2 separate regions of the Mus musculus genome follow, and region 1 is linked to region 2. Evidence: chromatin loops called from intact Hi-C (ENCODE). Cell type or tissue: heart. All regions are shown on one strand. Each heading gives the region's core, and the rest is flanking DNA. Links, peaks and the distances in the headings are about the cores only. Region 1 holds the start of Cideb (cell death-inducing DNA fragmentation factor, alpha subunit-like effector B). Region 2 holds the start of Tinf2 (Terf1 (TRF1)-interacting nuclear factor 2).

What was found. A loop is a pair of places that touch in the nucleus more often than their neighbours do. Peaks named below come from ENCODE experiments on the same cell type or tissue, not always from the same donor. Only the 100,000 strongest peaks of a DNase experiment are listed, where the experiment ranks them.
Region 1: a loop joins it to region 2, with 2.5 times the contacts of the local background. A loop is called at or near these places in 5 of 42 quality-filtered maps.

The regions. Positions count from the first base shown.
Region 1 is chr14:55,752,621-55,769,052 of GRCm38, forward strand. It overlaps Cideb (cell death-inducing DNA fragmentation factor, alpha subunit-like effector B), which reads right to left and starts at 5,804. Exons shown (of 5, transcript NM_009894.3): 1 at 5,632-5,804; 2 at 5,222-5,366; 3 at 2,505-2,651; 4 at 2,091-2,281; 5 at 1,432-1,951. The coding sequence starts at 5,672. The coding sequence ends at 1,816. It overlaps Ltb4r2 (leukotriene B4 receptor 2), which reads left to right and starts at 8,808. Exons shown (of 2, transcript NM_020490.2): 1 at 8,808-8,924; 2 at 9,288-10,609. The coding sequence starts at 9,304. The coding sequence ends at 10,386. Nop9 (NOP9 nucleolar protein) reads left to right here. Exons shown (of 10, transcript NM_026403.3): 7 at 1-42; 8 at 192-428; 9 at 640-745; 10 at 1,021-3,014. The coding sequence ends at 1,178. Ltb4r1 (leukotriene B4 receptor 1) reads left to right here and starts at 13,342. Exons shown (of 2, transcript NM_008519.2): 1 at 13,342-13,473; 2 at 14,613-15,872. The coding sequence starts at 14,622. The coding sequence ends at 15,677. In heart, for the core only: CTCF peaks have their summits at 6,096 (motif pointing left), 7,742 (motif pointing left) and 10,089; DNase peaks (open chromatin) are centred at 7,731, 9,951 and 10,841; H3K4me3 peaks cover 2,851 bases; H3K27ac peaks cover 3,023 bases; H3K27me3 peaks cover 1,909 bases.
Region 2 is chr14:55,678,893-55,686,892 of GRCm38, forward strand. Tinf2 (Terf1 (TRF1)-interacting nuclear factor 2) reads right to left here and starts at 2,925. Exons shown (of 9, transcript NM_145705.3): 1 at 2,498-2,925; 2 at 2,333-2,419; 3 at 2,108-2,197; 4 at 1,903-2,010; 5 at 1,719-1,815; 6 at 1,123-1,564; 7 at 974-1,038; 8 at 622-713; 9 at 188-517. The coding sequence starts at 2,689. The coding sequence ends at 446. It also overlaps a transcript of Gmpr2 not described here and the pseudogene Gm25887. In heart, for the core only: a CTCF peak has its summit at 3,121 (motif pointing right); a DNase peak (open chromatin) is centred at 2,969; H3K4me3 peaks cover 1,827 bases; H3K27ac peaks cover 1,391 bases.

The DNA.
Region 1 (16,432 bases), core at 4,381-12,380, 78 kb after region 2:
GAACTAATGGAGGAGGAGGGGGCTGTGCCTGCAGAGCATCAGGTAAGATAGGGCTATTGGGGGCCAGGCTTCTTAGGGCTTGGGAAACCCCTTGGGCTAACATGAGACTTCTGACCCCTTTGAAAAGGGTGCAGTAACCTAGCGATGCCGTCATCCACCTGCTTCCTAATTCCCTATTTCTGTACTCCCAGGTTGAAATGGCCACAGCCAGAGCGCTGAGGGAGGTGACTGTACTTGGGTCTCTACTGCTCCAGCATTTGCTGTATTTTTCTAATCCTGGACTTGTACTTCGAAGTCTGAGTGCCTTGACCGGACCACAGCTTCTGACTCTGGCCCAAAGCCCCGCTGGCTCTCATGTATTTGATGCCATCCTGAGTAGCCCCTCAGTGACACACAAGCAGCGTCGTCGTGTGCTGAAGACCCTAAAGGTTAGACTTGTGCTCTAGTCCCCTCCGTTACTGCTTTAGAGAAATGAGCTGCCAATCTCAGGATTGGACCTGAGAGCTGGAGGCAGGATCAGTCCATAGTTCCTGTGTTGTTTAAACTGTGCCTCTCAGGGCTTCTGAAGTTATTTCTCCGTTTCCAGAACACACCTGTGTACTTCCCTGGAGGGACTTTACCTTCCTTGTCTCTATTCAGGGACAGTATGTGGCTCTTGCCTGTAGCCGCCATGGCAGCCGTGTATTAGATGCCATCTGGAGTGGAGCAGCTTTGGGGGCTCGGAAGGAAATTGCTGCTGAATTGGGTGAGTACCACTGCCAATTGGGTGAGTGGTTTCTAGGCTCCTTCTGTACCCGGTAGCTGATTGGTTCAGCAGATTTCAAAAGTGCAGTCTGGTTCTGCATTCTGCAGAGATGTTGTGTAGTCTCTTACTCCTCCCCTTTATCCGGCTTTAATGGGTGAGGTGTTCTGTAATTCCTGTTTCAGGCCAGTGTTGATTGAAAATGGATGGCCCTTTACCTCAAGTAGAGTTTGTCTTTAAACATGGGTGATGCTAAGTAGGAGTGGTTTTCTTTGCAGGAGAAAAGAACCAGGAGTTGATTCAAGATCCTTTTGGCCACCATGTGGCTCGAAATGTGGCCCTTACTACCTTCTTGAAGAGGCGAGAGGCTTGGGAACAACAGCAAAGTACTGTGGCCAAGCGGAGGCGGGCATTGAGCTCTATACTTGAAGACTGAGACTTGCAACGGGACTCGGTCTTGATGGGGAGGGGAACATGCTTACCCTTCCTGTTTACATTGGATCCAAAAGTCTTACTGCAGCCAGATGTAGTAACATGCACAAAACTGTAAACCTACTATTCCAGAGGGTAAAACAAGAATATCAAGAATTCAAGGCTAGCCTGCTCTGTGGCAGCTAGATCTTGTTAATCTCTATGTCCATCTGCTATTCTCTCCCCTCTCCCAAGACATACTGGTAAAGACTTTTGTATTTTTCTTGGAAATATTTTTATTTTATTTTTTAGGGGAAAGTTATCTTGTAGTAAAGCTAGGGACAGTGGCCGTTGGTATGCAGGATCTTAGGGGTAGGCGTCAGTAAGAACCTAGATGAAGCAGCGATTACGGTGGGATCAGGATGCAGGGGACAAGGCTGTGGTTCTGCAGGGTATGTGGAAGGCAGGAGTGGAGGGAAGACAGGTAGCATTCTTCAGGAAGATGTACAGGCCAGAGGAACAAGGCAGTGTGCAGATCTGTTAGGATGGAGTCAGCTTGGTTACCTAGGGTACACTGCAGACCCCAAGCCTGATGGTGCCTTTACTACCCTCCTGTGTCACATGGAACCAGTCTTTCAGCACAGGCTCAAAGCATGATCTCATTAGGAGTGGAGGTGTCTCTGCCCGTGCCACTGCCATCGATCAGCCCCCTCCACCACATGGCGAAGGGTGGAGGAGATGCCCAGCAGCATATGGCCCAGGCCTTGCAGCAGCGAGGAAGTCCAACGGAGGAGCTCCCTGGAGGGCAGAGTGGAGATCAGAGAGTTAAAGGAAGCTGCAAGGAGGTCGGGGTTGGATGCTTTGGTGTGGGGGGCTGATAAGGGGGAGTTTATGGGATACATGGATCCGAGGGTTGCATGACAGATTGGTCTCTGACCTGAGTACTCTTTTAGGGCCAACTCCTTGGAAATCACAGCTCATGGAGTAGAGTCCATAGAATGTAGCTTTCACGTTGAGGCTGCCAAAGAGGTCTCGGGGATTTTGCTTGTACACATCGAAGGTGATGCGGGCGATGTCCTTGCTGTGTTTTGGCTTCTCCCGTCCTAGGCCGTATGACAACATCCCACTCTGTGGGACATTCTCATCATTGAAGTGGACCTGCCCTCATACCCTGGGAACCACCACTAATCCTGTCAGTGCCGGATCTGTCTTCCCAATGTCATCTAATGGTTGATGTCCTTCACAGCTCCCCAGAGCCTGTGCCCCCACAGGTCAGTGGTAGGCCAGGGAAGAAGCCAGGGAGGACCAGAAAGGAGTGGAGACCTAAGCAGCCCCACTGTGGGGCTCTCACCTTGGGGCTCCAGCTCTGGCCCTGCTCAAGCACCATCAAGCACGTGTCGTCCTCCAGCAGCTGGAAGAAGTCCTCACTGTCCACAGCAGTCCCATCCTCCTCCAGGACCAGTGTTAGCACTCCACGTAGCAGCAAGGTCTCCAGGACCTGTCAGTGACAAGAGGCAGGAAGGGAGGCCCCGTCAGCCTCACGCTGGTTGGCATATCAGCTCTACCTCCAGGTGTTTTGCCATCTTCCCTGTAGGGGTTTTGTTTGTTTATTTCTTTTTTTGAGACAGGGTGTTGGTGTAGTGCAGCCTGCTCCCAAACTTAGCAATTCTGTGTTAGTTTGCTGGGTCCTGGGATTGTAGACATGAACACTTCATCTCATCCTTCCTAAAAGTTGCAGTTCTTTCTTTGTGTAGCTTTGGCTGTCCTGGAACTTGGTCTGTAGACCAGGCTGGCCTCAAACTCAAGAGAGTCACTGGCCTCTGCCTCCCATGTTCTGGGATTAAAAGTATGTGAGACCATGACCACCCAACAGAAATGGTAGCTGTTGATAGACCTTCACAGAGCAGACCTACCTATCTACCCTCCTTCCCTCCTTCCCTCCCTCCGTACCTACTCTTGCTCCTCTCTGAGCCACTCCTACTGGAACTGAATGACAAATCAGTCATAGCCGGGTGTGGTAGTACGCCTACAGTCCTGGCTGCTCAGGAGGCAGAGGCAGGGGGATCACTGGAGTCCAGAAGTTTAAAACCAGACTTCAACAGTTTTGGACCCTGACTCCAAGTCTGTCCAGATGAAACCTGTCTGATCTATCTTATCTGCAGTGTCGTCCTATGCTTTCCTGTTCTCTACAATTGTTTTCTAAGTTAGCACCATTTAACCTTCCTGAGGCCAAGTGAAACTGTTTGCCAAGTGCAAACGTGTGAGCCATAGAAGGAACGTCAGGGTTAAGGTAGTGAGGCTAGGAACAATTGGGTGAGAAAGAAAAGGCTTTGGCTGGGTAGAAACAGTCAAGGTGACCAGGAGGAGCGGGGCTCTCACTGACTCCTGTAAGGCCCTCTCAAGGAGCAAGCACGAGGTGCTGGTCTAAAACATGTGATTGGTTGGCCAGCTCTACTTCAGTTTTAAGGATAGCTCCTAAAACCTGCACCTCTCCCAGGAATCAGATTCCGCAGGACCACCCTGTAGGGAAGGAGCTGGGCGGAGGTAACCATACATCTTAGTGGCTGTGCCTTCTGATAGACCTCTTGTGACTGAGCATCCTTGAAGCTGTGCTTAAGTCATTCCCTTGCACCAGAAACTGAGGCCCCAGGGTTTTGACCAATGTGTAAACACTATCAAAGGGAATCTTAAACAGACCTGACCTCACATTGATTATCCTGTGGCTTGACACAGCTTCCTTTAAATTTTTATTTTATTTTTAAAGATTTATTTTATTTATATGAGTACACTGTAGTTGTCTTCAGACACTCCAGAAGAGGGCATCAGGTCCTATTACAGATGGTTGTGAGCCACCACGTGGTTGCTGGGATTTGAACTCAGGACCTCTGGACGAACAGTCAATGCTCTTACCCACTGAGCCATCTCTCCAGCCCCTAAATTTTTATTGTTAAATGTTTATGGGAACTATGCTTATGTGAATGTGTGGAGAAGAGGGCATTGGATTCTCTGGAGCTGGCGTTACGTGGTTGTGAGCCACCAGGTAGGTGCTGGGAAACTCAACCTGGGTCTCTGGAAGAGCAGTGCATGCTCTTCACTGCTGGGCTCTCTCTCCTTTCCCTCACCTCTTTTCGTAGGGACCACATGAGAAAATACTCCAAAAGGCAGGCCCAGTCCACTGTGATTTGGGGAAGAAAGCCACCTAACCTCAAGTCACCTAGCACAACACACCTCGGGCTGCTTCCCTCCTTAGGGCAGGCCACTCTAATCTCCAGAGGATTCTGCTTAGCTTTACTAACTAGATTGTTAAATAAACATCTGCTCCAGTTGTCTGTTGACTGACCTCATTAAAAAGATAAAAGCTGAGATACATCCCCTGTCCATGTCTGTCAACTATAAGGACTTTCCATTTATTCAGTAATTGTAAAAGACAGTTTATTCGACCCTTGTGTAGACAAACTGAAGGCTGGAGCTGCGCTTCAGAAGAAATTGTTTGCCCAGTCTGCTGAAAGACCTGGCTTTGATGCCCAACATTGAAAGAGTTTTTTTAGGTTTTGAGGCATGCGTCTTTAATCTCAGTGTTTGGAAGCCTGAAGCAAGAGGATTCTATTCTTGAGTTCAAGGTCAGCCTGAGCTAAAAAGTGAGAGCCTGTTTGAAAAACAAAACAATAGGTTTTGATAGGTTGAATATTTTCCCATTGTTTGACAGCTAACAAGTGGCAGAAACAGGATTTGAAATTGGCTTTTTCATAGAAATCAAGGGCTGGGAATTTAAATCGGTGGCAGAGCCCTCGCCTAGAGTTTTGATTCCTAGCACTATGAAAAGACATACAAGTTGCCATGACTTCTGAGCCCATCTCTCCAGCCCTTGTTACCTACTGTTCCTCTGCCAAAGAAAGCCTACTACTCAGAGACTAATTTACTCAAATGCAAACAGGTCACTGGCTTACTGTTTCTTCGACCTCTGAAGGTGTGGCAATCATGGAGCCTGCACACTTCCTGCTCCCTGACCCCACTATCATGAGTCCCATGGCTTCCTTGTTCTAGGAACCCAGAAGTTTGACCACTTACCTTATCTAGCAGTTCTTGGAGGCTGGCAGCTGTCAGTCCTTTCCGGACTGTCCGCTTATGATCACAGACACGGAAGGGTCGCTGAGGTGGAGGAGCTGAGTTCCAGACCCTACGGCTTAACTCCGAGCTCACAGTGGATACTGACCTGATGGTTGGAAACAAAACAGGAGTAAGGAGGGGGGGGGGGTTGGCAAACTTGTTGATAATGGTGGGGGGTGGGGTAGCTAGAGGGTCTAGGTTTACAGATCCAAAGGAGAGACTTAGAGGGAGAACAAAATAGTAATTTAAGAGTCAGAGGGAAAAAGAGAGAAATCTGTAGAGGAGATAGGGAAGTGAGTCTTCCTGGGCTGTTTTGCCTTGTCTGCCCATATCCCTAGGGTTGACATATAGAGGCAAGGGTTAGACATCACCTTAGCAGGCCATTGGGGTTGAAGGCTGAAAGGTACTCCATGCAGAGGGATGGGGGAGGTGACTCTCTCCCTGTTGCTTTGGGGCTGGGTGCTTCTCTGTTGTTCTTGCTTTTTTGTATAAAGCTGAGATCTTAGCCCTGGTAAAGTGAGAGGTGAGTCAAGCGTGGACTCTGACCCCCTTGCCTGGTCAGTAAGAGGGACAAAGTCGAAGAGGGTAGGAGGAGGAGCCTATGTGAAGTGGTAGAAGTAACCAAAGTCCGCCGTTTGTGTCTCTTTAGAGATGTGAAGGATGAAGTTAGATATTTGATCCGCCGCCCCCTCATCCAAATACAGTTTTACTTTATAGTCCACACTGGCCACCTTGAACTCATCTTCCTATTAGAACAGCGTTAGAACAGTTTCTGGCCCACAATCCCAGAGATGGAACATTCCATGTGAGCCCTGCTGACTGCCGCCACCTACTGGAAAGTTATAAACTTCAGTCTTTGGAAAAGCCTGGGCTAAATGTGCTGAAGAGACTTGGAGACTATGAAAGGAGGGACACTGTGTCTGATGAGAGACTGGATTCTGATCTACAGAACCAGCATCACCAGGATCCTTTCTGGAACCCTGGCCTTCCTGCGTATCCGCTCTTTGGTTGGAGAAGGATTGGCTAAACATTTTTTCTTTCTGGCTTTATTCTCTTGAAATGCCTGCTTCAGTGTCTATGAGCCAACACTACTCTCATCTTTTTTGGTTTGCTAATTAAAAATGTATCTCCAGCAGGGCAGTGGTGGCGCACACCTTTAATCCCAGCACTTGGGAGGCAGAGATGGGTGGATCTCTTGAGTTCGAGGCCAGCCTGTCCTACAGAGTGAGTTCCAGGACAGTCAGGACTGCACAGAGAAACCCTGTCTCAAAAGACCACCCCTCACCCCCAAAATGTATCTCCAGCTATGATCCCCACTACACTAATCAGAGGAGTGTCAGGACTTTAGCCTTTAGCACAGAGAGAGAGACAGAGAGAGAGAGAACACATGCATATGGAAGCTGGAGGACTTGGATATTGTTCCTCGGGTAACAACTTTTTCTTTATTTTCTTTTTATCTTTCTTTTTCTTTTCTTCCTTCCTTCCTTTCTCTCTCTCTTTCTTTCTTTCTTTCTTTCTTTCTTTCTTTCTTTCTTTCTTTCTTTCTTTCTTCCTTCCTTCCTTCCTTCCTTCCTTCCTCCTTCCTTCCTTCCTCCCTCCCTCCCTCCCTTCTCTCTCTCTCTCTTTCTTTCTTTCTTTCTTTCTTCCTTCCTTCCTCCTTCCTTCCTTCCTTCCTCCCTCCCTCCCTCCCTTCTCTCTCTCTCTCTCTCTCTCTCTCTCCCTTCCTTTCTTTCTTTCTTTCTTTCTTTCTTTCTTTCTTTCTTTCTTTCTTTCTTTCTTTCTTTCTTTCTTTCTTTCTTTCTTTCTTTTAGACAAGGTCTTCAATAGGCCTGGAAATTGCTGTGCTGGTTAGGATCATTGGCCAGTGAGCCCTAGAAACCCACTTGTTTCCATCTGCCAACACCAGGATTACAACCCATGTACCCCTTTAAGATGGTTTCTGGGTGCCGAATACAGGTCCTCACACTTGTATAGCAAGGACTGAGCCTCTCCTCAGTCTAAGAATTTTAGTTGTGATGGCCAAGGTTTCATGTCTGATGTTAACTGTAGCCACGATGGATAATTGCACAGAAACTGAGATTTACTGTTAGTAAACCCCTTAACTGAGCACAGTCCCTGTTCTCCTGACTGGGAGCCTCCAAGGCTCTCCTAGTTCCCTAGCTTCTTGAGTCCTGAGTATCCCGAGCTTATCCCCGTCCCGCGGGAAATAAACACAGGACACACCAGGTTCTTCCACGGTTAACTTTTACTTCTTAAACATAGTGAGGTAGACAAAGAAGGCTCAGAAAGTGTGTGGCTTAAATACTTTTGGTGACGTGTCTAAACTAGGACTGGTAGCAACACCCATGATCCTCATGCACCCTGGGGATAGGTTAAAGCCCCCAGGGGTTGGGCAAAAGCCCCGGAGACGGACTGGTGGCTTTGGCTGGCTGTGTTCTCGCAGCTGCGCACAAAGAGGTTTAGCACCATCTAGTGGCGGCACATATATTGCAGCCCTTTACACCTGAGAAACACAAAGTGCCTGGACAGCTTTGTGACCTAGCCAGCTTCATTTCTCATGCCAGCTGGAGCCCCAGCCAGGGCCACTTCAGGCACCAATCAAGGGCAAATTATAGGGGTATAACACCTCTAGGGCAATCCTCCCTCAATGGGCATGCCCTAGTTTTATTCTGCCTTAGGTATTCTGTATACCTCAGGGTCCTGATGGCTAGTCATGGGGAGCAATGCATTGGATTGTTCTCCTCTTCCTGGTGTGTGTGACACACACACACACACACACACACACACACACACACACACACACACAGAGAGAGAGAGAGAGAGAGAGAGAGAGGTGGAGGTCAGAGTCAGTGTTAGAATCTATTGAGCTAGAATTCCAAATAGTTATGAGCTGCCTAACACGGTGCTGGAAAACAAACCCAGGTCCTCTGGCTGAGCAGCAAATGTTCTTAGCCACTGAGCCATTTCTTCAGCCTTCTTCCTGATCTTTTTTTTTTTTTCTTCCTGATCTTAATATGTTCCGTCCCTCCCCAGTGTTATGATCTCCACCCCTAAACCAGGTTGTAAGCTCTTATTACCCAAATGCATAGCCTTAGGCCTGAGCATCATGTATTACACTGAAATGTCACCGGCAACTGAGTAATAGCTGTAGGGTGGAGGGGCTCTGACAGGCCCCCAAAGAAACTGAAGCAGAAGAGGACACTCCGCAGGAACGGAAGGTTGAAACAAGCAAAAGGAGAGCAGCTGGGAGAGCGCCTTGTTTGGGTTACTTCTCTGTTGCCTGCAAGCCATGGAGGCTAGATAGAACATAAACATTGCAGGAGGTGGGCTGAAAGGACTGGGGCCAGAGGTGGGGAGATGTGGGAGCAGTCGTTAGCAGGTACAACTGCTCTTCTCCGCAGGCTGAGCCTTCTCTGCACCTCAGCCTTATCCTGCTTCCTGGGGAGGCTGGCCTCCACATGCCTGGGCCTGTCAGTGATGGGAAGGAGTAGGATGAAGGAGGGCCCAGGGTGAGCACCATCTTGTCCCTCTCCATTCTTGACTCATCCTCTCCGCAAATGTGACAGGCACGGGGCAGGATTAGGCACCTCATCCACAGCAGCTGGCTTCACCTGTCACCTTCCTAAATCTCTCTGCGCCCCCCAATGCTGTTCTCTCCCAGCGGGTAAGTAGATCTGCCCATTCTCCTTTACTCCTTACAGCCACCTTAGCCCTGAGATACAAAGACTGAGATTAGATACAGAGGCAGGTATGCAGAAGGCCAGAAGTGGAGACAGTGACTGTCTACAACGGAACTGGGGAACACCAGTGCCTTGGTACCAGCGACCTCTGGGAACATACCAAGGTGGGAAGGTTTGACTGAGGACAGAAGCCACAGGTTCTAAGGAGCTGTTTGAATTGGTTTCTTGGAGAGAAGAGAGGCAAGGTGACGAGAACTTGGGGGAGGCACGCTCCTTCTCATCTAGCATCAGAGGTCGTGTGGGCTTTTGCCCCAATCCTGAATGTCCCCTTCCCTGGATTCTTGCAGCTCTCCCCCTAGAAGGATGTCTGTCTGCTACCGTCCGCCTGGGAATGAGACACTACTGAGCTGGAAGGGCTCGCGGGCCACCGGCACTGCCTTTCTACTGCTGGCGGCGTTGCTGGGACTGCCAGGCAATGGCTTCGTAGTATGGAGCTTAGCGGGCTGGCGGCCCACGGCGGGCCGGCCACTGGCGGCCACACTTGTGCTGCACCTGGCCCTGGCCGACGGCGCGGTGCTGCTGCTCACGCCGCTCTTTGTGGCTTTCCTCAGCCAAGAGGCTTGGCCCTTGGGCCAGGTGGGCTGCAAGGCGGTGTACTACGTGTGCGCGCTCAGCATGTACGCCAGCGTGCTGCTCACCGGCCTGCTCAGCCTGCAGCGCTGCCTGGCTGTCACTCGGCCCTTCCTGGCTCCCCGACTGCGCAGCCCGGCCCTGGCCCGCCGCTTGCTGCTGGGGGTCTGGCTGGCCGCCCTGGTGCTCGCCGTCCCGGCCGCGGTCTACCGCCACCTCTGGGGCGGGCGCGTGTGTCAGCTGTGCCACCCATCGCCAGTGCACGCAGCTGCTCATCTGAGCCTGGAGACCCTGACTGCCTTCGTCTTGCCTTTTGGGACCGTGCTCGGCTGCTATGGCGTGACGCTGGCGCGGTTGCGAGGAGCGCGCTGGGGCTCGGGGCGACAAGGCACACGGGTGGGTCGTCTGGTGAGCGCCATCGTGCTGGCCTTTGGCTTGCTCTGGGCTCCCTACCACGCGGTCAATCTCCTACAGGCGGTGGCCGCGCTCGCTCCGCCGGAAGGACCCCTGGCCAGGCTCGGCGGGGCGGGCCAGGCGGCGCGCGCTGGAACTACAGCCTTGGCTTTCTTCAGTTCCAGCGTCAACCCAGTGCTCTATGTCTTCACTGCGGGGGATTTGCTGCCGCGGGCCGGGCCTCGGTTCCTTACTCGACTCTTCGAGGGCTCTGGGGAGGCCCGAGGGGGCAGCCGCTCTAGGGAGGGTACCATGGAACTCCGAACTACTCCTAAGCTGAAAGTAATGGGGCAGGGCAGGGGCAATGGAGACCCTGGAGGCGGAGATGGGGGCAAGACGGAGAAAGACAGTCAAGAATGGTAGACAAGACCCTAAACCCCACCTTGGGGCTCCCCTACCACTTTTCATTGTGTTCCCAGAGCTCTGGAGTACTTGAGGACCCTTCTCTGATTGCAGTTTGAGTTTGGCTGAATAAGGATTTCTCTATCTGAACCTGATTCCTCCAAACCATGGCATTGTGAGGGTGACTGTGGCCTATGTTCAAAATTTGTGCTTACAGTACAGCCTGGATCCGTGTACCAACACTATTTACACGTTGCCAGTAGCTATTCTTGTGAAATACCCTGGGAAGCCATTCGCTGATGGCTTAAGTGTGCTCCTGGAGTGTACTGAAGCTCTCTCAAGCTCTACCAAGACAGGTCAGGACTGGATGGTGTCAGCCTTCAGCGGCTTTCTGTCCTGCCTCCCCATCCAGGTCGTCTGCCTCCCCAGGCCTATCTGGAGAACCACTTTAGAGTTTGGATGGGGGTGGATAAAATCTATTCTTAGAAGCATTTAGGAGGAAGAAACTGGCCTACGAGCAGGGAAGGAAGTCTGTGTAGCGTGAAGGGAAAGTGTTCCTGCTTGACTGGTGGTTGGCACTGAGACAAAAGCACATGGCTGGATGGGGGTGCAGGAACCTGGGACCCCAATACTTAACACTTCCCTCTGACCCTGGGCTCATCCTTGCATACCCCCTATAAACCACCAGGCCTACGAAGAAACCCAGGAGCCAGAGGTTGCTTTAAAAGGGGAAGTTTGAAGATTGTTTTTTTTTTTTTTCTTTTTTTCTCCTGAGACAGGGTTTCTCTGTGTAGTCCTGGCTGTCCTGGAACTCACTCTGTAGATCAGGCTGGCCTCGAACTCAGAAATCTGCCTCCCAAGTGCTGGAATTAAAGGTGTGCGCCACCACGTGTGGGGAATGGCAGGGGTATCTGGAAAACTGAAAGCCATGCACAGGAAGGCAGTGCCTTCCCTTTCTCCGTCTTTTCTTCCTGTTGTTGATGTTCCTCACCCTTCTCTATTACTTCTAGCCTCCATCTTTTGGAATCTCTTTATTATCAGATCTAAAACCTGAATGACCCCTTTGATTAGGGGGAAAGTAGAATGCAAGGTTTTTGGGTTTTGGTTGTTGTTGTTTTTTTTTTTTTGTTTTTTCCTTTAAGGAGCATCATGGCTGCACACACAACCAGTCCATCCTAGTTGGCTCAGACCATTCTTCCTAGCCCTCAGAATTCCTGTTCCCACATGCATCAGTCCCCAGCAAACTGAGACAGCTGACCTCCCAAGTGGCTACTCTGGGCTCTACTTCAATGGTATTTCTCACCCTTCAGGCAGAGGCCGACACACACACACACAAAAAGGAAACTCAGTCTCCAGGGTCATGCTACAAACACCAAAACCAGGGTTGACGTGACTTCTGAATCAGGGAGGAAGTGTGCTTAGCATGCCTAGGCTCTGGAGGAGGAGGGAAGATGGCTTCCCAAGGAAGATGGAGTGGGGAGAAAGTGCAAAGATAACCCACTGTCCGCTAGGAAGGGCCGTGGGTGACCCTGGAGCTCTGAACCCAAAGCTTTATTCTGAAACACAGAGTCCGTCCTGTCCTGGTGCTCTGGAGCAGAGGTTCCTGACCTTCCTCTGCTGTCTACTCTCCACCTTACACACCCCATGTGGTCAGAGAGATCCTTCCTCAACTCTGCCCTCTGTTTTTGCTGTGGTTTCAGCTCCCCTTTTCATCATATCCTCTGCTTGACAGTTACTGGGCCAATGCTGATCTGGCTTTTCTCAACTGACAGCAGGTGAGGGCACTGGGGGACAAAAGGGACATCAGTGATCACCATTATGCTGCTTTGCCTAAGAAGTGACAGAGTGAAAGACAAACAGAAAGGCCCGTGCAGACTGGAGGGCTGTGTTCTTGGTGCTACGGGACACTTCAAAGAGAGCCAGCATCCTTTCTTTTGTCGAGGGGAGTAGAAGGCTGTGGTGGCTTTACAAATTCTTAGATGCTCTTGTGGTAGGGCTGGAGGGAGGTAGGGCTGCTGGCCCTGAGCCATCCTGTCTCTTCTTCATTCTCAGTATCCCCTAGCTTAGCCCACATTCTCCCTGTCAGAGTTGAAACCAGACGGTACAAGGCTGTAGGGATACAGGAAAGAAGTGTGGATTCTTGCCTAGATCCCAGAAGGAAAGTCCACCAGGGCTGCTAAATGGCCTGGGTAAGGTAAGGGGAAGACATCCGTATTTTGTGTCATGAAGGAGATCAATTAGACTTTGATGTCTCTCATAAAGAATGGAGAATTGGTTAACCTGGAACGGGCAGTGCTGGATGTGGCTTGTCTCTTATAGCCACACCACAGTTGTGGTCTGACCTGCCTGAAGTCAAGATTAGGTTGTGGTTCTCTTCTTTCATTTTTTCACATTCTCATTGATATTCTTTCTCTTTGTAACCCTCCTCCTCCTCTCTCTCTCTCTCTCTCTCTCTCTCTCTCTCTCTCTCTCTCTCTCCTCTCTCCCATATAGCCTAGGGTGGCCTTGACCCCAATATGCTGTTTTTAATACCATGATACCCTAACTCACAACAATACACAGAACATAGGCGGTCAACCTAATCTAAAAGCGCATTAATCAAAAAACTACAGCATGTGCAGGTTGTTAATGTGAAGTACAAAGATAATATTTTTAAAATCAGCAGTCTCAATCTTAGCCTTCTCCCTTGCTTCCTTCTCCTACAATTCAATCCGTAACTTTGCTCACTCCTCCTGTCTAGACCTGCACTTTTAGACCACACCCCAAGCCAAGTCACTCCTGGCACCCCTCTTTCCTACTTCACTGCCCCTTTCTGGCTACTACTCACTTAGCCCCACCCAAAGAGTCTTCCTCTCTTTTGGACTGCGTTGGAACACAGACTGTCCCACCCCAACAGTGAAGGGAGGTGTGGGGGTTTTCAGCCTCACCCTCAGGAAGATGCTCCCCCGCCCCGCCTCCTTTGCTCTGCTCTGTGGTACTTCCTCTCTGGCTGACTTAGCTGACAGACCTAGAAGTGGGACCAGGACCCTGGCACTAAGACAGATTCAAGGATTGTATATCCAACAACTAGACAAGACATTACCTTCTGATCAGCATCAGGGAAACCCTGTAAGTATCCTAGGAATGATATGGTGTGTGTGTGTGTGTGTATTTGAATATGTTTATGTGTATGTGTGTGAGTATGTCAGTATGGTGTGTGTGTTTATGTATGCGTCAGTGTGTTGTGTGTGAGAGAGTCAGTATGGTGTCTGTGTGTGTGTGTGTGTGTGTGTGTGTGTGTGTGGTGTGTGTGTATGTGTGTGTGAGTGTGTTTATGTGTGTGTGTGAATGTATGTCAGTATGTTGTGTGTGTTTATGAATGTGAGTGTCAGTGTGTTATGGGTGAGTATGTATGTGAGTGTGTGTGTGTGTGTGAGTGTGTGTGTGTGTGTGTGAGTATGGTGTGTGTGTTTGAGTGTGTATGTGAATGTCAGTGTGTTGTGGGTGAGTGTGTGTGTGTGTCAGTATGGTGTGTGTGTCAATTATAACTTGAAGAGATGGTGAGACAGAATCCCCAAAGAAAGCCCGACCTCTGTAAAGGGATGGTTCTTGTCCATTAACTCTTCCCTGCCCTGCTCTTCCTGGTGCCCCATGGTCAGCTCTAGAGAGTGTGGGTAGGTGACTGGAGAAAGTGGACAGTGGCCTCTTGGGAGATAGAGGAGTTAGCCTTTCAAGGCGTGCACAGTGCTGAGGAAAGTCTCCCAGCCTGGTGCTGGGTTCCAGGCTCTCTTAAGGAAACGAGTGTGAAGGGTTTTGGAAATACTGCTGTTGCTGTACATTTTGCAACTGGGTCTGAAGCAAAGAAGGGGCCCCACAGCCTGGTTAGGAAATTAGTCTTTCTATTCAACCAGGCGCCTTTAAGACAATGAGGTTGGCAGGGCGTGGTGGTGCACGCCTTTAATCCCAGCACTTGGGAGGCAGAGGCAGGCAAATTTCTGAGTTCGAGGCCAGCCTGGTCTACAGAGTGAGTTCCAGGACAGCCAGGACTACACAGAGAAACCCTGTCTCAAAAAACCAAAAAAAAAAAAAAAAAAAAAAAAAAAAAAAAAAAGAGCAATGAGGTTGACAGTGATGGGGTGACATATTTTGAAGGTGCCTCTGAAACTTCTGATTTTGGAGACCAGAGTACTCCATGCTAGTTTGATGTGGCTGGGGGTCAAGAATCCTTTGGCTTTCCCCTCATGGGTGTGTCCACTTTCACTCTCTAGGTCCTTTTGATGGCTGCAAACACTACATCTCCTGCAGCACCTTCTTCTCCTGGTGGCATGTCCCTGTCTCTGTTGCCCATTGTTCTACTGTCTGTGGCCCTGGCTGTGGGGCTTCCTGGCAATAGCTTTGTAGTGTGGAGCATCCTGAAAAGGATGCAGAAACGCACGGTCACCGCCCTGCTGGTGCTGAACTTGGCCCTGGCCGACTTGGCTGTGTTGCTCACTGCTCCCTTTTTCCTCCACTTTCTGGCTCGAGGCACCTGGAGTTTTAGAGAGATGGGTTGCCGCCTGTGCCACTATGTCTGTGGAATAAGCATGTATGCCAGTGTCCTGCTTATAACCATCATGAGTCTGGACCGATCACTGGCAGTGGCCCGCCCCTTTATGTCCCAAAAGGTTCGTACTAAGGCCTTTGCCCGATGGGTGCTGGCAGGCATCTGGGTGGTGTCTTTTCTGCTGGCCATACCGGTCCTTGTGTACCGTACAGTAAAATGGAACAACAGGACTCTGATCTGCGCTCCGAACTATCCCAACAAAGAGCATAAAGTCTTCCATCTGCTCTTCGAAGCCATCACGGGCTTCCTGCTGCCCTTCCTAGCGGTGGTGGCCAGCTACTCTGACATCGGGCGCAGGCTGCAGGCTCGGCGCTTCCGCCGTAGTCGCCGCACCGGCCGCCTGGTGGTGCTCATTATCCTGGCCTTCGCCGCCTTCTGGCTGCCTTACCACCTGGTGAACCTGGTGGAAGCCGGCCGCACAGTGGCCGGCTGGGACAAGAACAGCCCTGCGGGGCAGCGTCTGAGGCTGGCCCGCTATGTGCTCATCGCGCTGGCCTTCCTGAGCAGCAGCGTGAACCCGGTGCTGTACGCGTGCGCGGGCGGCGGCCTGCTGCGTTCGGCGGGCGTGGGCTTCGTGGTCAAGCTACTGGAGGGCACTGGCTCGGAGGTGTCCAGCACCCGCCGCGGGGGCACTCTGGTCCAGACCCCGAAGGACACACCTGCCTGTCCTGAGCCTGGCCCCACCGACAGCTTCATGACTTCCTCCACCATTCCTGAGTCTTCGAAGTGAACTGCAGTAGGCTGGGTTATGACACAACTCATAACTCTGGCCTGACCCACTTCTGTACCTGGAGGAGAACATGTTGGGGACTGGGCTTAAGCGGAAGAGAGGGAGGGGTGGGGCAAGTCAGGGCAGAGAGACAGGATGCTCTGGCCTGGCTTCTGCAGGCAGCTTCACGATTAAAACTAAAGTCTGAAATCGGCTAAGCCTGTGAGTGAGGTGTGTATTGTGGGGATACTGAAAGGTTTATTGGTCTTAGAGAGGGACCACTCTGGTGGAGTCCCTCTCAACAGTTCCTTAGTTCCCTGTGATTGACAATTTTCGAAGGGACACATGGGCCGATATAGCCCTATGTTCCTAATTCTGAAATAGGTCACCTACATCCCGCTTAGAGAAGCACACTACTTACTCCTAAAGGAGTTTGTTATAAGAACTCGCTGTGTGAGATCATCACTCCAGAGTCATGACTCAGGGCCCTTCTGAGAAAACCAGCTCTTGTGAAATGTCTTTGCTGGCATTCCCGGTAAGTAGCCTTGATTGTTCAAACCTAACTTCCTGCCTTGTCTTCGAGGCAGTGGTCTTCATCCTCTCAGCAGAGTCCTGGGAGATGGTTTTTCTTCTCCCCATCTCCCAAGGAAGTCTTGCTGGGGACTCTGGTCATCAGATGCTATCATCTAGAATTCTGGGGCATCAGTATCTGCCATCTTTCAGAAGCAAACCCCAGTAAAACAAGATTCCCCCCAGAAAGAGAGGCCTAGGAAGAC
Region 2 (8,000 bases), core at 1-8,000:
CGCCAGCCTAAGCTAACTTGGTAGCAAGCAAGTTTACAAAGTGTATTCTGGCCTTAGGGATGACTGTTAGGATGGCATAAGGACAGTTTCCCTTCCAGGCTCTCTCAACCCTTCTATGTAAATCTAAACTCTTGCCAAAGGAGTAAATATGAGAAGGGCCTCAACCAGCTAAGAGAAGCCTGTTATGTTTCGGAGGAATGACCTACACAGACCTATGCAAGTCTTTATTCCCCTTCTTCCCATCAATAGTGAAACAAATCAATATTTAATTTTCAAGTGCTACAAAGCTTTCAGCAATGTAGCCAGGCAACTCAAGTCTGGACTTCCTCTTCTTTTCCACTAAATTGCATGCAGAGCTGCAGCAGAAGATGGACAGAGTGCAGAGAATATTCCAGAGGACCTGAGTGAGAACCGTTTAGGTAGCCAGAAAGGAATAGGCAGGACACTACGGGATGTAGTCACAAAACATGGGGATATAGGTGTCAAACTTCGTCTTCTGGTAGTTTTTCAAAAACTCCTATAGAGAAGAAAGCATAATTCCTATAACTGGGAACACTTCACATGTATCCCTGCCTTGTTCTGCCCGCCCTCTGGCTTGGCTTTCTGCTTCTTCCCACTCACCTTCCCTTCCTTCTGGTTATTTTCTTCCTCATCAGAGTCCAAAACCAAGTCCCCTATGGTAATAACAGAGCTACACGGGGTTGGGGACAGCACTGCAGGAAAGAAACCACAATTAAAACCTCTTTCTTAGCCTAGCTTGGTGGCCCACACCTTTTATCCCAGCACTCTGGAGGCTGAGGCAGGGGGATCTCTGAGTTCAAGGCCAGCCTGGTCTACATATCAATTTCCAGGACAGCCAGGGTTATGTAGAAAAAACCTGTCTCGAAAAAAATAAGCAGAAACAAAACCTAGACCCACTTTTAGGTGAGCACAGGCCTTGGAAAGTCCCAACGCCGTCTGGTCCAAAGCTTACCTGGTTTCTTGACTGTAAGAGGCGGTGATGAGTGTCTTAGAGGATCCACGCAATTCACACTGTTCCTGAGGTGAAGGCAAAGGAAAGGTTGGGTGAAGAAGGGAAGCAGGCAGGGAAAGTATTCCTAAGGAAGGAGAAGAGACCCTTACTCCTGCTCTGCAGCCGGTGAGTCAGGTGGGGTCTCCTCTAATGCCCTTTTCCCCAAAGGCCGAGATGGAGTCTTAGCCTCCTCCGTGCAGACTGGCTCTGTTCCCACAGAAGCTGCTGAGGCCGCACCGGGTTCTTCCCTGCTTTTAGGGTTAGATAAGTCTTGAGCTGGTAAGCCCATGTTCCTAAATGGGAGTAGCATGACTGTGGGCCGCTCTTTATGGCACGCCTTTGCCGATGTCCAATGTGATCGGGATTTTCGCTTTCCCAAAGGGGCCAGATTAAAGCGGTGGCCAGCTAAGTGTTCTGGGTGCTCCAGTGAAGCTGGCTGGTGAGGGCCAAGCTTAGCTTTAGGCAGAGGACTGTGGAATGCTGGCCTGGTTTGCTGATGAGGACTCTCTTCCATGGGCTCTATCAGATTCCCTGAGCCAGAAGTAGAGCTCTCTGAAAGATAAAATAAGATGCCTTATAAAATTAGAACTAGGTTAAAACTCAGGTTTGTGTTACAGGCCCATATAACTTCCATTCGGCTGACTCAGGTTTGGTAGAGCTAAACACTAACCTCCAAATTGCTAGTTATCTCCGCTGATCCTCTTACCTGGAAATGTCCACCCCATGTCCATACCATACTGGTGCAAAGCAACCGAAGAAGTGATGAACGAGCCCGGCTGACTCCAACTTAGAGCATCCTGAAGCTGTGGGCAAGGCGACAGATAGGAAGATCATAGTTCTCGGGGAAGCCACCCAGCCTTCCGCCCTTAAAGTGTTTCTTTCTCAACAACCTCTTGTGCTCTGACTGGAGGCAGTGCTTTCTCTAGCTGACACAAGTATTCAAACAACAGCTTTTCCATGGCAACTAGAAAGGATTCCCCATAGTCTTGTTCTAGTTCCTGTATGTGGGAAAGTGAAGCAGGTCAGATGAATTTTAGAAAACAAAACAAAACAAAACAGGAATCCCATAACATCCTCCAAACCAACCATTCTCACCTGCAGGCTCGAAGGCGGGTCCTCTGACAGGTGCTTCACAAGCAAGCAAAAATTTTCCCGTGCCTCCAAAAGCTTCCTGTCTTCTTTTGTCTGTTGAGGATATTGAAGACAGGAAAATTTGGGTGAGGAGGTGTCGCTAGGACCCAGGGGCAACTTGGTTGCATCAGGCCTGAGTTTGGTCTGCCCAAGATAGCACTCACAGCTTCGGGGTCCAGTGGTACTTACTGTTCTGGACTCTGCTGGGAAGTGATGCTTCAGGGCATTCAGGACCTGGTCCCAGGGTCGCGCCTGCAGGATCAGCTCCACCACCACCTGCACGGTACAGGGCTCAGAACACCTACCCTTTTCCAGCCGATCTTAGTCCCAACCAGACGTCCTTCTCTCTAGTACCTTGGCCTTTAGGCTCATACACAGGCGTTCATGGTGCCGGTAGCAAACCAAGCCGGGGGCAGCAGCGCGCAAGGACTGCAGAAACTCCACCACTTTCGGGAAGTGCTCTACGCGGCGACGGCGGACTACCAGCCAGCTGGCGGCGGCAGCAAACCGCAGAGACGCGGGACCTACCCCTGGAGGTGGGGCCATGGCCCGCGGGCGCCCTTTCCTCCTTTCGTTCAACCCAGGCTTCCCGGACGCTCCCGTAGGCGGAGCCCCGCTTCTCTCATCTGCACCGGAAGGTCGGCGGACCAGCTGGGCCCATTTCGCGGAGCCACGGGAACCCCGCAGTCTCCTCTCAGGCGGTGACTTAAGTGTATCAACCTGTCCAGATCACTAAACTTAAAATGCCGCCACTGAGGGAAACGCAGGAGTACGTCACTTCCGCCTGGGCGCGCGGCTTCCCTCCCCGGAAGAGGCCGCGGAGGGAGCTGTGACGTCACGAGGTCCCCTGCACTGTGAAAGTGACGTACGACCTAGCGTCACTCTCCATCACCCCTGCAAGCTGTAAACCTAGGTGTCTGAATCAGCGTCTGCCAAGCCCTTCCCGGGCCGCCAGCCGCTCCCAGGAAAAATTCTGCCATTCCTCTCGCGAAACAGAAGAGGGCGCTCGCTCGTTTCAAAAAACCAAACACAGGCCTGAGTGGTAACTCCGCCCTCCTGTCCTGACTCGCCGGTGCCTAAACGAATATAGTTTGAAATATCCTAGGGCTAGTCAGGGTTCTCCTGGACAGTAGGATGACAGCCGTTTTATGCTTTTCTGTGCCACATCTTTGCTGTTTCGTGTAGTTTATAATATTTAAGGGCTTCCTTTTCCAAGTTTCTTTTGAGCACTAACTTGATGGAGTCCTTTAGTGGGTTGACTCTTCTTGCTCTCCCCAAGGACAGAACCGGGCACACTGTGTACAGCTTTACTTTGTTGCTTAAATTAATTATCTGCCTTGCCCACCTTGCAGGAATTTTATGAAACCTGCCCATTATTTGAATGGTTTCCTCCATTCCCAGACTCATGGCTCACACTTTGCCTTGGTTCTCCAGATCAGTATTCAGAGCCTTTCCAGACCCAGTACCAAAGTACTACACTGGATGTTAATGTTGAAGTGGGTTTTCTTCATATTTTTTTCTGTCATTTCTGACCTTACCACTTTCATTTTTTCTTTAAAGATTTATTTATTTTATGTATGAGTACACATTACTCTCTTCAGACACACCAGAAGAGGGCATTGGATCCCCACTACAGATGGTTGTGAGCTACCATGTGGTTGCTGGAAATTGAACTCAGGACCTCTGGAAGAGCAGTCGGTGCTCTTAACCGCTGAGCCATCTCTCCAGCCCCACTTTCATTTTTTCTAAAGAATTTTCCCACAGAGTGTGCTGGTGCACACCTCTAAATCCCGGCGTGAGATGGGGTTTTTTTTTTTCCCCCTTGTTTTCAGTACTGTAAATACTTTACTCCCTTGTTGCTTGCATGGTTCTGGGTAGAAGTCCAATCTAGTTACACATTGTTTTTAAAGCTGAGAAATTAATTTCCTTTTTAAAGCTATCATGTATTAATTTAACTCTTTTGATACTTTATTTTTATTTAATGTGGACCAGTGTTTTGTCTGAATGTATGTCTGTGAACCATGTGTGTGGAGTGCCCATGGAGGGCAGGTGAAGATTTAAGTCTCCTGGGATGGAGGTTACAGAGGGGGGGGGGGCATGCACAGGTAAAGACAGAACAAGTAAGAACATGAGAAAGAGCCAGAAGATTAGAAAAGATTGCTAAAGTTAGTTTGAGGTCAAACAGCAATTCAGAGAAGCCAGATTGAATTAGTCAGCTGGGAGAAGAGTTTGAGCCAGAACAGCTGAGTTGAACCAGATGGACAGAAGTCAGAAAGAACTAAAAAGGGGCGAGTTTATTCAGCAATAACTCTGGGGTGGTTTGAATATTCTTGGCCCAGAGAGTAAGTGGCACTATTAGGAGGTGTGCCTTGTTGGAGTAGATGTGGCCTTGTCGGAAGAAGTGTGACACTGTGGTGGGCTTTGAGACTCTTCTCCTAGCTGCCTGGAAGCCAGTCTTCTCCTGTTTGCCTTTGGAACAAGATGTAAAACTCTTGGCTCCTTCTCTAGTACCATGCCTTCCTGGACACTGCCATGCATTCTGCCATGATGATAATGGATTGAGACTCTGAACTTGTAAGCCAACCCTGATTAAAAGTTGTCCCTTATAAGAGTTGCCTTGGTCATGGTGTCTCTTTACAGCAGTGAAAACCTAACTAAGAAAATCTCAGAGGCTGAAAACCTTCCAGGCCTAGATTAGATAGTTTGGAGGCTAGACGCTTCCATACAAGGCCTAGATTAGCAGACAGAGACAGGTAAATAAAAACTACTGTTACACACAGTGAGACTAGAGGATGAAGAAATGTTTGGAGCAATGACTAAGAAGTGTCCCAAAGTAATGATAGATACTACACTTGATCTTAGCCAAAAGGCTGAGAAGCGATTAATGATAGATACTAAACATAGATCCAGAAAACTCAGAATAGCAAGCAGAACAAATACCATCACAAACACAGAGCTGAGTGATACTCAACCTGCACACACACACACACACAATCACAGGCAAAAACAAAAGTGCTGAAACTAGTAGGAAGGAAAGGATGAAATTAGACCAGAGAACACTGTCTAATGGCCTTCAAGGTTAAGGATTAAGTTAAGGGGGGCTGGAGAGATGGCTCAGCAGTTAAAAGCACAGGCTGCTCTTCCACAGACTTGAATTCAATTCCTAGCACCCCTACTGCAGCTCATAACTGTAACTCCAGTTCCAGGGACTCTGACACCCTCATTTCAGACATACATGTAGACAAATAACAACGCACATAAAATAAAAATAAATACAGTATTTTTAAAAAATTAAATTAAGGGGATGGAGGGATAGTCCCACAGTTAAGAGCACTAACTGATATTACAGAGGACTGAGGTTCAATTCCACAAACTCTAATGTATTCCGTTACTGTACTCTCTTCTTCCTGTACTGTCTGTCTCTCTCTCTCCCTTAAGTAGCTTTCCTTTCCTCTCTCTTCTCCTGAGAGTTGGGCAGATTGTACTCTGTCAGATATTTCTCTGATCCATCATTTTGTCTGCCACTCAATTAAACTGTTTTCAAATATGACTGTTTCCTTCAACAAACTAACTTTGCCTTGATTATTTGGGATTGAAGGTGTGTATGAAGGGTTGTCTGTATTCCAGCCAGAGGGATTAAAAGTGTGTACTAAGGGCTGAGCCACACCACAGCTAGAAACAGGTTCAAATATCCTATAACAATGTGTGTCTGTGTTGAATGGACTTTCCTGGGAAGGTGAAACAGCAGCTGCTTATCCCGAATAGGACAATGACAGACCAAAGTAATGATCCTACCCAAGTGTGGTTTTGTGAACCAGTAGGTATCGCCTTCAGGCATGTAGGTGGCCCCCAAACAACATGCCACTAAAAAGACTCATCTTTCCATGAATGACAAGTTCTCTATAGCTGTAGATGGAGATCTCTTTCCAGTTAATCTTCCACACTCTATACTATTATTTCTAAGGAGCACGTGAAGTTAGGGCCCAATTACACACAGCTAGGACAGAGGTTCAGGAGAGTGGCCGGAATCTCAGGCAAGGGTCTCAGGACTCTTTCCCCTACTTCCCTGGAGGAATGTGAACAGGCTGCACCCAGATGGCTCTTACAGGTATCTTATGGTAAGCTGCTCTGGTTAAGATGGTGATGGCTGGGCTGGAGAGATGTCTCAGTGGTTAAGAGCACTGGCTGCTCTTCCAGAGGTCCTGAGTTCAACTCCCAGCCACCACATTGGTGGCTCATAGCCATCTGTGATGGGATCCTATGCCCTGTTCTGAAGACAGCTACAGTGTACTCACAGACATAAAATAAATCTTTAAAAAAAAAAAGATGGTAGTGGCTGTTCTGCTCAGCAGACAGCATTTCACAACAGTATGCTGTACCATTTGTAGTTTAACACTTCTTGGACATTATATCTTTTTTACTTTCCTCTATTGTTTGCATTTCAGTTTTGGAATCATTTCCGCTTTTTACAAAAGTTCTTATACATCCCAACGTCGCCTCAAACTTGCTATGTAGCCAAGGGTATCTCAACTCCCTATCCTTCTGCCTTCTATGTCCCGGGTGCTGAGATTACAGGTGTGCACCACCACTCTTGGCTTATGTGGTATTTTGTGCATGCTTGGTAGGCTCTTGCATGAGCCCTAGCTTTGGAAATTTTCATTGACATTGATTTCTTCAAGCTCAGAGGCTCAGTTATTCTCCCCAGGAAAAGTTCATGCCACACATACACACAATAAGAATAGATGATGAAGTAATGTTTGAAGCAACTGTGGTTCTCCTTCTCCTGGGGGTTGGGTGGGGAGGGTCATTGGCCCCTGGCCCGAGGACAGAGGAAGCAAGAGCAGAGAACAGGTTCAGACGACTGAGACAGCTTCCGTGAGACAAGTCTAGTTTATTGTTCCAGGGTTAGGGTATATAAGGGCTCTTAGGGCTAAGAGTGGAGAGGGCCGATTGATCGTAACACCGTGTGTAATTATCACAAGGGCAGGAAGTTGTGACTTGTGTGCTCAGTCATGCACGGGGTCATTCTTCAGATGAGGTCACTCTGCTCAGAGATACTCTCCAAATAAAGTTAGGCAGAGAAAGGGGAGCCCTGATGAGAAAGGGACTCCTCCATTTTGTATAGAGTTCAGAGAGCTATCAGGACATGGTGGCTTGAAACCTTAATAGCAGGGTTCTTCAACAGCAATGACTGAGAATTGTCCATAAGCACAGACCCAGAAAACTCAGAATAGCAAGAGGAGCCAAGGCACTCTTTGTCCCAGTACCAGTGTTGTTTCCTTCCAGTTCTTCCTTAGAATTCTCTGTGCACATTACCTGCCTGGTCTTCCAGCTCGTCCACTTTTCCTGTTAGAAGCCAGAGTATAGTTTTTTGTTTTTAATTAATTTATTTTATGTATATGAGAACACTGTAGCTGTACAGATGGTTGTGAGCCATGATGTGGTTGCTGGGAATTGAACTCAGGACCTTTGCTGGCTTGCTCCAGCCCAAAGATTTATTTATTGTTATATATATATATACTATAGCTGTCTTCAGACACGCCAGAAGAGGGTGTCATATGGATGGCTGTGAGCTACCATGTGGTTGTTGGGATTTGAACTCAGGACCTTTGGAAGAGCAGTCAGTACTCTTACCCGCTGAGCCATCTCTCCAGCCCCAGAGCGTAGTTTTAAAGTTTTTAGTATAATAATTCCATTCCATTTGCCATGTCTGAGTCTGGTTCTTATGCTTGCTCTGAAAATTTAAAGTTTGTGTGTATGTTTTGCTTGGGGTTTGTTTGTTTGTTTGTTTTAGCGTGCCAAAGAATTTTTTGTGGGACTTCAGATCTTCAGATGTGCCAATTAAAGAAACTGAGGA